3 separate regions of the Homo sapiens genome follow, and all the other regions are linked to region 1. Evidence: chromatin contacts called from ENCODE Hi-C or POLR2A ChIA-PET data. All regions are on one chromosome and are shown on one strand. The core of a region is the stretch at or near the end of the contact, and the rest is flanking DNA. Distances in the headings are between cores, read along the strand shown.

The links. Hi-C counts contacts between places; a loop is a spot of excess contacts on that map. ChIA-PET counts read pairs that join two places held with the same protein, here RNA polymerase II (POLR2A). Pooled maps may share reads with other maps.
Region 2: a loop to region 1 is called in a pooled map, with 2.9 times the contacts of the local background. The contact joins the enhancer-like site here to the promoter of LMO2 in region 1. A Hi-C loop is called at or near these places in 2 of 50 pooled maps.
Region 3: a pooled map shows a loop between it and region 1 (4-fold over the local background). The contact joins the enhancer-like site here to the promoter of LMO2 in region 1. A Hi-C loop is called at or near these places in 1 of 37 single-sample maps with no recorded cell type and 5 of 50 pooled maps. POLR2A ChIA-PET finds 5 or more read pairs at or near these places in 1 of 52 experiments (activated CD4-positive, alpha-beta T cell).

The regions. Positions count from the first base shown.
Region 1 is chr11:33,889,733-33,893,866 of GRCh38, reverse strand. It overlaps LMO2 (LIM domain only 2), which reads left to right and starts at 1,791. Exons shown (of 6, transcript NM_005574.4): 1 at 1,791-2,072. RefSeq lists an enhancer at 2,226-2,335.
Region 2 is chr11:35,335,417-35,339,550 of GRCh38, reverse strand. All of the region lies in intron 1 of SLC1A2 (solute carrier family 1 member 2), which reads left to right. Among named protein-coding and RNA genes, the nearest start is that of SLC1A2-AS1, 56 kb to the right of the region's middle. Within about 2 kb of position 1,815, at least 10 of the 41 ENCODE cell types and tissues checked have a DNase peak (open chromatin) inside an H3K27ac peak, as active enhancers do.
Region 3 is chr11:35,003,175-35,007,308 of GRCh38, reverse strand. No RefSeq gene overlaps it. Among named protein-coding and RNA genes, the nearest start is that of MIR1343, 63 kb to the right of the region's middle. Within about 2 kb of position 1,722, at least 7 of the 41 ENCODE cell types and tissues checked have a DNase peak (open chromatin) inside an H3K27ac peak, as active enhancers do.

The DNA of each region.
Region 1 (4,134 bases), core at 542-3,041:
TGGTTTCCCCTAAGCCCCAGAAATAGAAAGGCAGACTTCCGACTGGCAGAGCCCGTATGCTAACCACCAGACCACACTGCCAGATAAGAAAAATGTTCGATTGTGTCATACTTCCCTCATTGGCTCCAGTGTCTGAAAATGGCCCTGAATTTCAGAGAGTCTTACCATGACCCAGGGATTTAGAGAGGATCGAAGAGGGAGGACAAAGGAATCAGGCACCTTCTCTCTCTCTTTTCTGGGGTAAATTTATTTTCAACCACAAAAGTAAAGGAAAGAAAAAGTCACAACAGATGAGTTATGAGCTAACTTTCTGATTTGCACATGTAAGAGAAAGAAATGAACTGGATATCATTAGACATTGAGAAAGGGAGTCTGCAAGCTAGCAATGTATCTTCGGCCTTTTTGATTTACACGTGTTTATTTATGAGTACCTACTGTGTGCCAGGCATGATGCTTGGTGCTGCCAATTCAAAGAGAAATAAGACACCTCCTTGCAAAGTGAGAAGGCAGAACTAGATTCAGATTCACCTAGATTTCAACTCTTGTGCTCAGGCCACCACCACCACCATGGAAACAATTTTGCTTGACTCTCCCGGCGCAGCCGCGGCAGGCGTGTGTGTTGTCAGACACTGCAGGAAGAGTGATGGCCTGGGTGTTGACAGGCTCCTAATTGGAAGGTAGGAGGTGCCACCAGAGATCAGCTATAAAAGATATCTTTGGACTGGGGTGGGCTGCTAATGCTTGGAAGAGACTTGTGGGTGAGGCCCGGTGAGCTGTCACCTCGGAATTGGGCCTTGCCCAGCAGACAGACATGCATGCGGGGGAGGTAGCTGACAGACAGGGGCGCATGGGGAAGCAGCCATTCCAGAGAACTGCAACAGCAGATTGCAAACCAGGACTTCAGGACTCAGAGGGGGACAAGGAAAGGAGAGCCTATAGTGGCCCCAAAGCCCAGGGTCAGAGGCAGGGCCAGGAGAGCAGCTGACAAGAGCTTTATGGTAAGGACAAAAGAGAAGACAGCCGGAGTCTCCTTTTATTCAGCTCATAAAGACCCAACTTCTGTGCACTTATAACTGTTCAGACCCTGAGGGGTTCAAAAAAAGAACCGTGTTAGGAGAATTCAATATTTAATTAAGAGATGATCAGATCCGTGCACCGAAATTATTGCTGGGTAAGACAATACTGTGTGTGTTACATAGCATTGGAACTTAGGAAAGCTCTTTCCTTGTGTTGTTTAATTTAATCCACTCAACAACCCTGCAAAGTGGGTACCATTGTCCCTGTTTTTTATGAATGAGGGGGTGAGGTGCTGAGAAGCTGTGTACGTTATTTGAGTTTGTCTGGCTAGTCAGTGGCTGAGCCAAGTTCCAATCCAGGTCATGTGAGCCTCTGAACTTTCTGATAAAACCTGCAGACCCCCTTAACTGGGATAATATAGTCATGCATTAAGCAAGAAGGAGAAGTAAATACAGGCTGATGGTGTAGGGGAGAAATTCAAAGGGAGAAGGCCTAGGAGGGAGAGGGAGCTATGTGTGAACAGAACCAAAGATGGCCTCTGGGAATTGGAAGGTCTCTTGGAATTCGTCCAAACTGAGGATCACAAGTCTCCACATTCTGAGTAGGAGGATGAGGGTCTGAGTTAGGATTTGGGTCCTGCAGGGCTTGCTAAGGAATCCCCTGATGGCCTAGGATTCCACGCAGAGCACATCTGGTGTGAGAGAGCTCGCTGCAAGGGTGAAGGCTCCGCCCTATCAGATAGACAACCAGGCCACCAAGAGGCCCAGCCCTCCAAACCCTGGATTTGCAACATCCTCAAAGAACAGCAACGGGCCTTGAGCAGAATTGAGAAGGAAATACCCCCACCTGCCCTCAGCCGTTAAGTGGGCTTTGCTATTCACAAGGGCCTCTGGGTGTCCTGGCAGAGAGGGGAGATGGCACAGGCACCAGGTGCTAGGGTGCCAGGGCCTCCCGAGAAGGAACAGGTGCAAAGCAGGCAATTAGCCCAGAAGGTATCCGTGGGGCAGGCAGCCTAGATCTGATGGGGGAAGCCACCAGGATTACATCATCTGCTGGTGAGTAGGCTTCATTAATTCTCTGATGAATGGACGATTGCAAGGGAACTTTTTTCATCTTCAAGGAGCCAGAAGAAGTGGTGATTAAATTGGTCTTTTAAAATAAAAAGACTCCAAAGGGGTACAAGTCTTCAAGCTTCCCCTGTGGTGTTCCGGGCACTCTGGCTTCTCTTTCGGAGGGAGGAAGAGCATCTATTCATAGGCTGTGACTTGGAGAGGCCCCACGGTGAGTCAGGCGCTTGCTGTGTGAGCCGCTGGTTGCTAATGTCTTCGGGAACTGCTAATTTACCCATCTAATTTGTTCCTGTACACTGGCCACAAAGGGAGACCACTCAATTATTCTGATCCAAAAGAGAGGCTTGTGTTTACCATGATCTCCCCAGCAACTGTGTGAGTGTGTGTGCATGTGTGTGTGTGTGTGTGTGTGTGTGTGTGTGTGTGTGTGTGTTTGCCTAACAACCTTAGGCAATGACGAAGAGGTGGGGCTGCTGCCCTTGTTAGCATTTTCAAACACATTCCAGTTCTGAGTTGAGGGCAAAGATTGTAATGGGGTGCTTCAGAGAAGCCTTGGCTCCCAAGGAGGTTATAACTTCAAAGGGTGTTTTTGAAAAACCAAGGCGGATGAGGAAAGTGGCTACAAGTTCCTTCCATCACAGAGGATCAATGAAGGGGAACAAAGATTTGGGAGCATCTACTTTGTGCCAGGTACTGTGCTTGGGTTTTACACGTCTTCTCTTGTTGACTTTGCATAACTCCCCTTTGAAGCAGATATTACTCCAGGTTCTTGCCGTAATGTTTCAGCTTAAAGAAAACCAACCCATACTTCTTTAGGTTGCCCTGAAAAGGTGAATCTTCTGTGAAGCCTTTTCTGTCTTTATCTGTTAAAATTAATTAAGCTCTTGTTTGTGCTCCCAGAAAATCACTTTAGACCTTAGAAAGATGGCAGCCTCAGTTTTCTCATTTGTAATATAGGGGTACCCATAGGGTCATTGTGAGAAATAATAGAAATAAATCATGGAAGTGCTTGGATAGTAGCTGGTACTTAGCCCTCATCAGTCATCATTGTCATTGTTGTTAAGAGTAATAATAATAATAATATCACTTATTATAATTACTCACCTCTAGGTTTTTAAAAAACTTACAGGCCGGGCACATTGGCTAACGCCTGTAATCTTAGCACTTTGGGAGGCCAAGGCAGGCAGATCGCCTGAGGTCAGCAGTTCAAGACCAGCTTGGGCAACATGGTGAAACCCTGTCTCTACTAAAAATATGAAAATTAGCCACGCGTGGTGGCTCATCCCTGTAATCCCAGCTACTCGGGAGGCTGAGAGAGGAGAATTGCTTGAACCCGGGAGGCGGAGGTTGCAGTGAGCCAAGATGGCACTATTGCACTCCAGCCTGGGTGACGAGAAACTCCATCTCATAAAAACAAAAACAAAAACAAAAAAACTTACATAAATTTATGGGGAACAAGTACAATTTTGTGACAAGCGTAAATTGCATAGTCTTGAAGTCAGGGCTTCTAAGGTATCTATCACCAGATTGATATCTATTGGTATCTATCACCAGATTGATATCTATTGATATCTATCACCAGATTGATATCACCACATTGTACCTATTAATTAATTTCTCATCATCCTCCCCCCACCCTTCTGAGTCTCCAGTGTATATTATTCCATACCCTAATGCCATGTGTTCACATTATTTAGCTCCCACTTATGAGTGAACAGTGTGATATTTGTCTTTCAGTGTCTGACTTTTTTAACTTAAGATAACAGCTTCCAGTTCTACCCATGTGGCTGCGAGAGACATGATTTCATTCTTTTTTATGGCTGAATAATATTCCATTGCATATATATACACCACAGTTTTAAATCCAATCATCCATTGATGGACACTTAGGTTGATTCCACATCTTTGCTATTGTGACTAGTGCTACGATAAACATACAAGTGCAGGTATCTAATTATTTCTTTTCCTTTGGATGGATACCCAGTAGTGGGATTGCTGGATTGAATGGTAGTTCTAATTTTAGTTCTCTGACAAATCTCCATACTGT
Region 2 (4,134 bases), core at 566-3,065, 1.4 Mb before region 1:
GATCCCTATCTGAAACCCAGTCCTCATGATAAGGTCCTCCAGCTGGTAAAGGTGTAACATTGAGCCACACACTAACCAAACATCTCCCTGAGAGATTCTGTTTCCATACCCTGCACTGCATGTTTCCTTCTGGAGTCTGTCCCCTTCAAAGCAGAGTATAAGAAGATGCCCTGTGGAACGGATAGTTCCAGTTAGGTTTGATTTTATGAAATCTCTTCTTCAGCAAAATCTGTCCTGACTGACTCCTTGACACAGAAGGGCCCTGACCCACAATCTTGTTCACCGCATTGAGATTCCCTGATTCCATGTTTCTTGCTGAATGACTAAATATCCCAACAGAGGGAGGTCAAGTTTCTCCCCAGCAAAAATTTTTCCCAGTTAAATGGCAAGAATGAAGAGCTGACAAATGGCTATGACATCACTCTTTGTCATAACTTGCCCCAAATTACTGCATGAGAAGCCAGTACTCTACTGGGTCTTGCCATGGGACAGTCATAAGTAGAAAACAAGATGATCCCCCAAAGAATTGCCCTTTAGAGAGCAATTCAAAGACAGGAAAATCACCCGTTGGTTGTGTCCCTGCTTCTAGCCAGATCTTCTAGAGAGCTCTAGATGCTGACCCCTTCATCTTGAAAAGCTCAGTGGAGACCTGGGTCCTAGCCTCTGCCACTTACTGGTTATGTGATCTTGATCAGGTGTATCTTAGTGGGTAAAGTAATTGTGTCTATTTCAAAGGACTGTTTTGTTTTAGTTGCAAGTGAGGGAAGCCTACCTTAGTCTGACTTAAGTGAACTAGAGAATATATCAGCTTGTTAACCAAAGAGTCTAGAGATAACTTTAGGTGTATCTGGATCTAGGAGCTAAAATCTTATTATTAGGACTGATTCTCTTTCCATATCTCCTTGTCCTCAAACAAAGGCAGGTCATTCCCTTATAAGCTCCCGGCAGCTCTGGACACATCCTAGCAGCTAAGAAACCTCAGCAAAGAAGAGCTCCTCCTTCCCACTTTTTCTAGCCAAAGTCTTAGGACTATATCTCACTGGACCAACTTGGTCCACATGATCACCCACAAATCTATGTGGTTATGAGGATAGAGTATCCTGATTCACCAGTCCTGAGATGGGCATGGGTCAGTTCCATCCAAACCATAGGGACGGGAGTTAGAAGGGGAATTGCCCTGAGAAGTCGAGAGGATAGAACCAAAAGAGTAGCAAGCAGACACTAGGGAGGCAAAAAACAACAGATTTGTTATGTAGGGTCTAAAAGAAGGGGGTCAACAAGTGTTTTCTGTAAAGGGTCAGATAAATATTTTAGGGTTTCTGTTGCAATTACTCAACTCTGCTCTTGGAGTGCAAAAGTAACCGTAGACAATAGGTAAACAATAGGCTTCGCTGTGTTCTAATAAAACCTTGTTTATAAAAATGGGCTGTTGACTGGATTTGGCCCATGGCTGTAGTTTGCCAACTCCTGATCTATGCAGATACTACAATCTTCTTGTCCCACATATTCTAGAGACCTGAACAAATAAGATCTGGCACATGCAAAGCACTTAAGAAATGCTAGTTATTATTATATTGTTATTATTTATGCTATACTAAGGATAATAACAATGATAATGTTGATGGTAATTATAATACTAATTAGATAATGAGATATGATGAATTATGAGTCATAAGTCAGCAGTGTATTCCAGGACTGTTTCTAAACTGTTGGTGGAGCTTCCCCTCCACATACTCATAGAGCTGGAAGGCAGGGGAGAGGCATCCAACTCAAACATCTCATTTTATAGATGAGTCTTAGGCTCAGATAAGAGGCAGCACATGCACAAGTTCACACAGCAAGCTGGGGCAGTTTTGGAGTTTGCAGCTGTTTCTTCTGCAACCTTAAAGGACTCTACCCTATAGGTAGAGTCTGTTTACACCTACTGGTACACCCATGGTACACCTGTTATACCATGGTACATCTAGTACATTTGAACATGCAGGTGTAGTTAGATAGATATTCCTTGAGTTTTGGATCCATACTGAGTAGTGTGGTGATACTGTTGGTAATATTCCTGAACTGGTGGAAAGACCTGATTTGTGACTAGCATGTGTTATATGACTCATGAGAACTCCCTGCTGCTGAGATGACTCAGATGTCTGTTTTACACAAAGATTACCAAACACCTCTCGCCACGTTTGAAAACAATGAATAGTTACTCACTGCCTTTCTGACTACCCTCTTTGTCACTATTTCTATTCGCTTAGCATGCTGGCAGCCATTTAAACAGCTAGTCTTCTGTTTGGCTGGATGTTGGTAGGAGGAGTCTTCTTTAATCCCCCATCAACATGGATACAGAGAGGCCTGTGGGCACTTTTCTCTGTACTCAGTGTAGACCCATTCATAAAATTCTTCATGATTCTGGCAAAACCCTCCCTGGATTTTGGTTAACCAGCAGCTCTGCAGTAGTTTAGGAGGTGGATATTTTACAACCACAACTCTTTAGCTCTTTTTTTCCCCAAATTTATTTCCAACTTTCATCACTCAGGGTCATTTACATAAATCAATGCAAATAAATATTTTTCTTGAGTTAAAAAATGTTGTGGAATCTGCTGGTCCCAAGTACTACAGAGACCTCAGTACACTGAATGGAAAATTTGGGATTTGGTTTACTGTTCTAGGCCAAGGGTCAGAAAACATTTTTCTGTAAAGGGCTAAAGAGTAAATATTTTAGGCTTCATGGGCCATATGGAAAGCCATGAGTTGCTGACCCCGGCTGTGAGTGCTTGTAATTTATAAATATAAAATTGGAGGATGGAGTATTTGAATTGGCTGCCTAGTTACTTGAGCATAGTCCTACAAACTAAAGTCTTGGATTTGGGCCAATGTAGGTTTAGCTATGTGATTCTGATGCTTACTAGGTCATTTTAGGCACATTGGTGGCCTTAGTTCCTTGTCTATAAAATGAGGATAATAATAGCACTCTATCTGTTTGTTCCTTCCTCCTACTTGCTTATAGAATTGTTGTTGTGAGGATCAAACAAAGGAAACCACTTATCTCAGAGCTAGTATGTTCCATAAATGTTGAGAGTATAATCAATACTGTTATTAATATCAAAGCCCATTGGGTGAAAGCAAGTATTCAAGAGCAAACAATTAATGAGCTGATTGGGTCACCTTCAAAGGGTTCTAGATAGAGATCATCAAGAAACCTTTTTTCCTTCTCTTTTTAATTTTAATTTTAATTTTAGTTGTGGGGTACATGTGCAGGATGTGCAGGTTTGTTACATAGGTAAACCTGTGCCATAGCGGTTTGTTGCACTTATCAACCCATCACCTAAGTATTAAGCCCAGCATGCATTAGCTATTTTTCCTAATGCTCTACCCCCACCCACCCCACCCCCTGAGAGGCCCAGTGTGTGTTGTTCCCCTCCCTGTGTCCATGTGTTCTCATTGTTCAGCTCCTACTTATAAGTGAAAACATGTGGTGTTTGGTTTTCTGTTCCTGTATTAGTTTGATGAGGATAATGGCTTCCAGCTCAATTCATGTCCCTCTGAAGGAGATGATCTTATTCCTTTTTATGGCTGCATAGTATTCCATTGTGTATTTGTACCATATAAGAAACCTTTTTTCAGCATCTTCTGTGGGAGGATGTCTGAAGAGACTGGATCAGATTTTTAACAACATTTTTTAATTTAATTTTTTAAAAATTTTATTTACTTAATTTTTTTGAGACTGGCTTATGAGACTACCTAATTTTTGTTTTTGGTAGAGACAGGGTTTCACCATGTTGCTCAGGTTGGTCTTGAACTCCTGGCCTCAAGTGATCCACCTGCCTTGGCCGCCCAAAGTGCTGGGATTGTAGATATGAGCCACTGACTTGGGTGAGACTGGATCAGATTTTGCTTGGCATTGTTGTGAAGACCCTGGTAGTAACTCATGATAGACTGTCTTCCTTTCTCCAAAAAATGAAGCCTCACATTATTCAAAGGAAAATCTCAAATTAAAAATCCTTTCCTGAGCATTTCCTTCAGCTATAGAGTTCAGCTAAATGGCATGCCCAGGGTCTGGATCATCAACACAGTCTGAGGTGATGAGTGATTACAGGCCAGAGGAGTACTGGGACCTCTGCTAATTTGTTCCCCGTGACT
Region 3 (4,134 bases), core at 473-2,972, 1.1 Mb before region 1:
TATAGGTTTAATGTAATATATGTATTTCTGCAAATATATATATATATATAAATGAGGATTTTGTAAGCACCATTTAAAATTACCTGAGGGGCATTTTCTAAGTAACTGTGAGTCTTTTTGTAAAGCAAAAGCCCTTTTAAAAAATAACATCATTCCTTATTTCATGTGTTCTAAGTTCAGGTTTTCATGGACTAATTTCAAAAAATGATGGAGGCCACCATTCTTTTTCATTTGTTGAGTAAGCTTTACACCAACACAAGAGGCCATCACGCTTTGCCCTTAAGCTTTACTTAACAACGATATTTGAGCATGTGGGCTACTGAGACAGAAAAGTTCCCCCATGAGTCAGCAGCCAGCCCCAGCAAAAGATTTCATGGTCCCAACTAACTAGCCCACAGCCTTTCATATTCAGTTCTGCTTTCTCAGTGGTCTCTAGGAGTCTAATTTCTGGTTAGGAACTGAGAAATTGGGTTGATTTCCACTTCCGTAGGATAGCAAGATATCCGCAGGATGTCAAGGGGGCTGGGCCAGTACCCCAAGTTAGCAGTAGTGAAAAAAGTGGCTGAGCCCCAGGATCTAGAGCACATGAACTCTTTCCCACCTCAAACCCCCATTCCACCCTCTACCCCATGAGGTCCCAAAGGAGATGAGCAGAGAACAAGACCTGGCAAAGAGAGGTTGTTAATGGAGCTCCGACCTCAAACCCTGATGTCTCACCTTAGACTCATTTCCAGGAGTGGGGCCCTGGGTTTCATATTTTAAAAAGCATGGCATATTGGCGTATGTCTCCCCCGACCCCCACCACCACTGCCATTGGAATGCCTAAGGCCAGTGGTGTGCTGAAGCTGGCTTGTACCAGCTCGTGAGAGCTGATTGTTAAACTTTTAAGAACTTTGCAAGCTGATTATTAAACACAGCTATTACTGAAAGCTAAATTATATAAGCTTAGGATTCAATAAATTATACCGGAAGCAAAGATAATAAATACCCAAAGCTCACCACTTCCTATTCATTTACTATTATCTATGTTCTTGAGGTTTTTACCTCTATTGTATCTTTAATGGTGGAAATACTATGTAATAATGGAGAGCTATGCATCTCTTCCTAATTCTACACTCAGTAACATTACATTGGAAGCTTGAAATCAGAGCATTTATACCACCGAAATCAGCAAATACTACAAATCAGGGATTGATTTATTGTGGATTGTCTCTAGACTTAAGAAAATAATAGAGAAAAATGTAAATAATGCAGATTAAACTTAAAAATGTCATGTTTGTAGTTGGTACACTATGAATAGCACAAAATTTGAGAAAATATTCCAGTATTTGAAAATTATCTGATTCAGTAGAGAAAGTACTCTCTTCATGGACAAACATGTAAACTTCTGTGTCACTGTTGTTTTAACTTTTATCTTATTCTTTTGTGTAAAGGAAAATGTCAACCAACATTTAGGTCAGTAACCTACTTATTCATCAACTGCAATCATAGTTTGGCTGCAAATAAAAGCGTTCTATAAAATCAGGTAAAGCATTCCGTGATAACATACAATAAGGAGTATTGTATGTTCTATAGTTCTTAGTAAGTCATATATTTTACTCCTTGTAAATCAGTAAAATTTATAACAGACTTATAATTGGTTATATATCCATATGCATTTCTTCTCCAAAGAGCTGGTTGTTAAACATTTACCGGCACACCACTGCTTAAGCCAAGAACAGAAACAGGTTAAACAGCCTCCTGGGCTTCTATCCCATAGGTTCACACCCTTATCTCAGCCCTTTAGTTTACCATTCTCCTGTCAAGAAGAAAACAAAGAATAGAAACCTTTGTACAATTAAATCAAAAGGAAAAGAAATATTCCCTAAGATCTAAGGCAGATAATTTAATCTGCCTAATCCAGCCCTTCCTAAGAAGGCTGCCTCTCAAGTAGGAATGGCTTGAGGCTGATGTGACCACACCTGCCATGTGGAAAAGCTGAGAGCAATAATAACAGATGGCAGACTTGGCACTGTAGCCTAATAAATATTCTCCCTTTTAATGAGTCCACATCAGATGGCTCCTTGGGGGCAATGGGGGAGAAGCAGGGAACAAAAGCAGTTTCTCTTGCTTCCTGGTCGGATCTCGTACATGTTTGGGGGTACATAACAAAAGATCAGTGAGCATTTCTGCCTTCCACCAAATGGAGTACACATGAACATCACAGCTTTGCGTACAATTACTTTAAAATCATCAATACTTGTATTTGAAAACATCTTTGTAGACTTGGAACCAACCCAAATGCCCATCAATAATAGACTGGATAAAGAAAATGTGGCACATATACACCATGGAATACTTTGCAGCCACAAAAAAGGATGAGTTCATGTCCTTTGCAGGGACTTGGATGAAGCTGGAAACCAGCATTCTCAGCAAACTAACACAGGAACAGAAAACCAAATACGGCATGTTCTCACTCATAAGTGGGAGTTGAACAATGAGAACACATGAACGCAGGGAGGGGAACATCACACACCAGGGCCTGTTGGGGGGTGGGGGGCTAGGGGAGGGATAGCATTAGGAGAAATACCTAATGTAGATGACAGGTTGATGGGTGTGGCAAACCAACATGGCAAGTGTATACATATGTAACAAACCTGAACGTTCTGCACGTGTATCCCAGAACTTAAAGTATAATAAAACAACAAGAACAACAAAAAAGAAAATCTTTGTAAAGTGAAATAAAACCCAAATACCAGACAAATACATGGAATCTTGAAAAATCCTGTTACTCAATGGTGTTGTTTGGTCTTTAGGCCAATGCTAATAATCAACACTAACCACTAAGGAGTGTCCTTCAGTGCAGGAAAAAAAAATGCAGTGAAACTTTACATTTTCTTTTTAAATGGCCAGCTCTGTCTCTCATCAAATCAGATGACTGACTGACCATATTATTCTTGAGCTCCTGTGCACGTACCTATTCAATTTTTCTACATACTTCCACGAAATTTATGTTCTATATTTTTCATGAAACATACCATGAGTATTTTCCATGTTGTTAGTCTTATTCCCCCCTGCATGTTCTCCTTAATAATTTTTCTCTTGAAAAAAGCAAAAGTCCACCAAATATCTGTTATCTGAGTATCATAAGGTAGAAACCTTAGGTAAAAAGTCATTCCCCAATTAAAGGGAGTGCAATTTTTCATTTATGAAAAAACACAACTGGGGGATATTTTTAAAAGGAGGCTTCAGGTTAGTTGCTTTTGAATGTCTTATTTACCGTATCATAAAAAATAAATATACAAGATGACTTATCTGGTCTCCAAATAAGAAATGAGTCAATGCTACGAGCATAAAATGTTCACATATCCACCCACCATAAAAGGGAAACTGGCCTCAGAACATTTTACAAAAAAGCATAATGTTATGGGCTAGTCTTGACAAATAGTGCTTTTACTTAATCGAGTATGTTTTTGACAGCTAGGCACAGAACACTCCAGCAAGATTCCCCCAGTCCCTTAAAAAAGGAATGCATTTGGTGGGGGTCAGACTGACTCATTGAAAGGGTTGGAGCAGGGAAGAGTGAGAAATCCAATCAGCCTGTCATCCTTACAAGGTGTGAGCCTTGTGTTAATACTGTACAAAATAATTGTGTTGGTGATAGTAAGGATGAGGGAACAAGTGACATACTTTAAACTTGCAAAATAATCTGGGGAAAACCAAGGAGGTACTTCTACCTCCCAAGCTCTGCTAACTGCATAGAAAGAACATGTACTTTCAACCACAAAGACATTTATTACATTTTCTTTTTAAAAATTTATTACTTTTCCTCCTCTGTAACTTGTCATCCCAGACCAAAACTAAAGAACTCTTTGGTCATCACCCAATAACATGCCCTTTAAATAAGAACACTGAGGTATTATTTTCCTGTTTGACTCTTAATTAATTCACACCAGCTACCACCCCTTCATGAATCAGAAGGTTGAAGGAATACACTATACATTAATATTAAAATCTAAAGGAAACCAAATGTCAAATTACTGTGGTTTTAGCCACAGACTTATTTCTATGGCATGTGCAACCCCTGTAGAAGATGCTCCCGAGAAGTTCAACAGGCTGTGTTCACTATATCAAAAGAGAACTATTACCCAACTT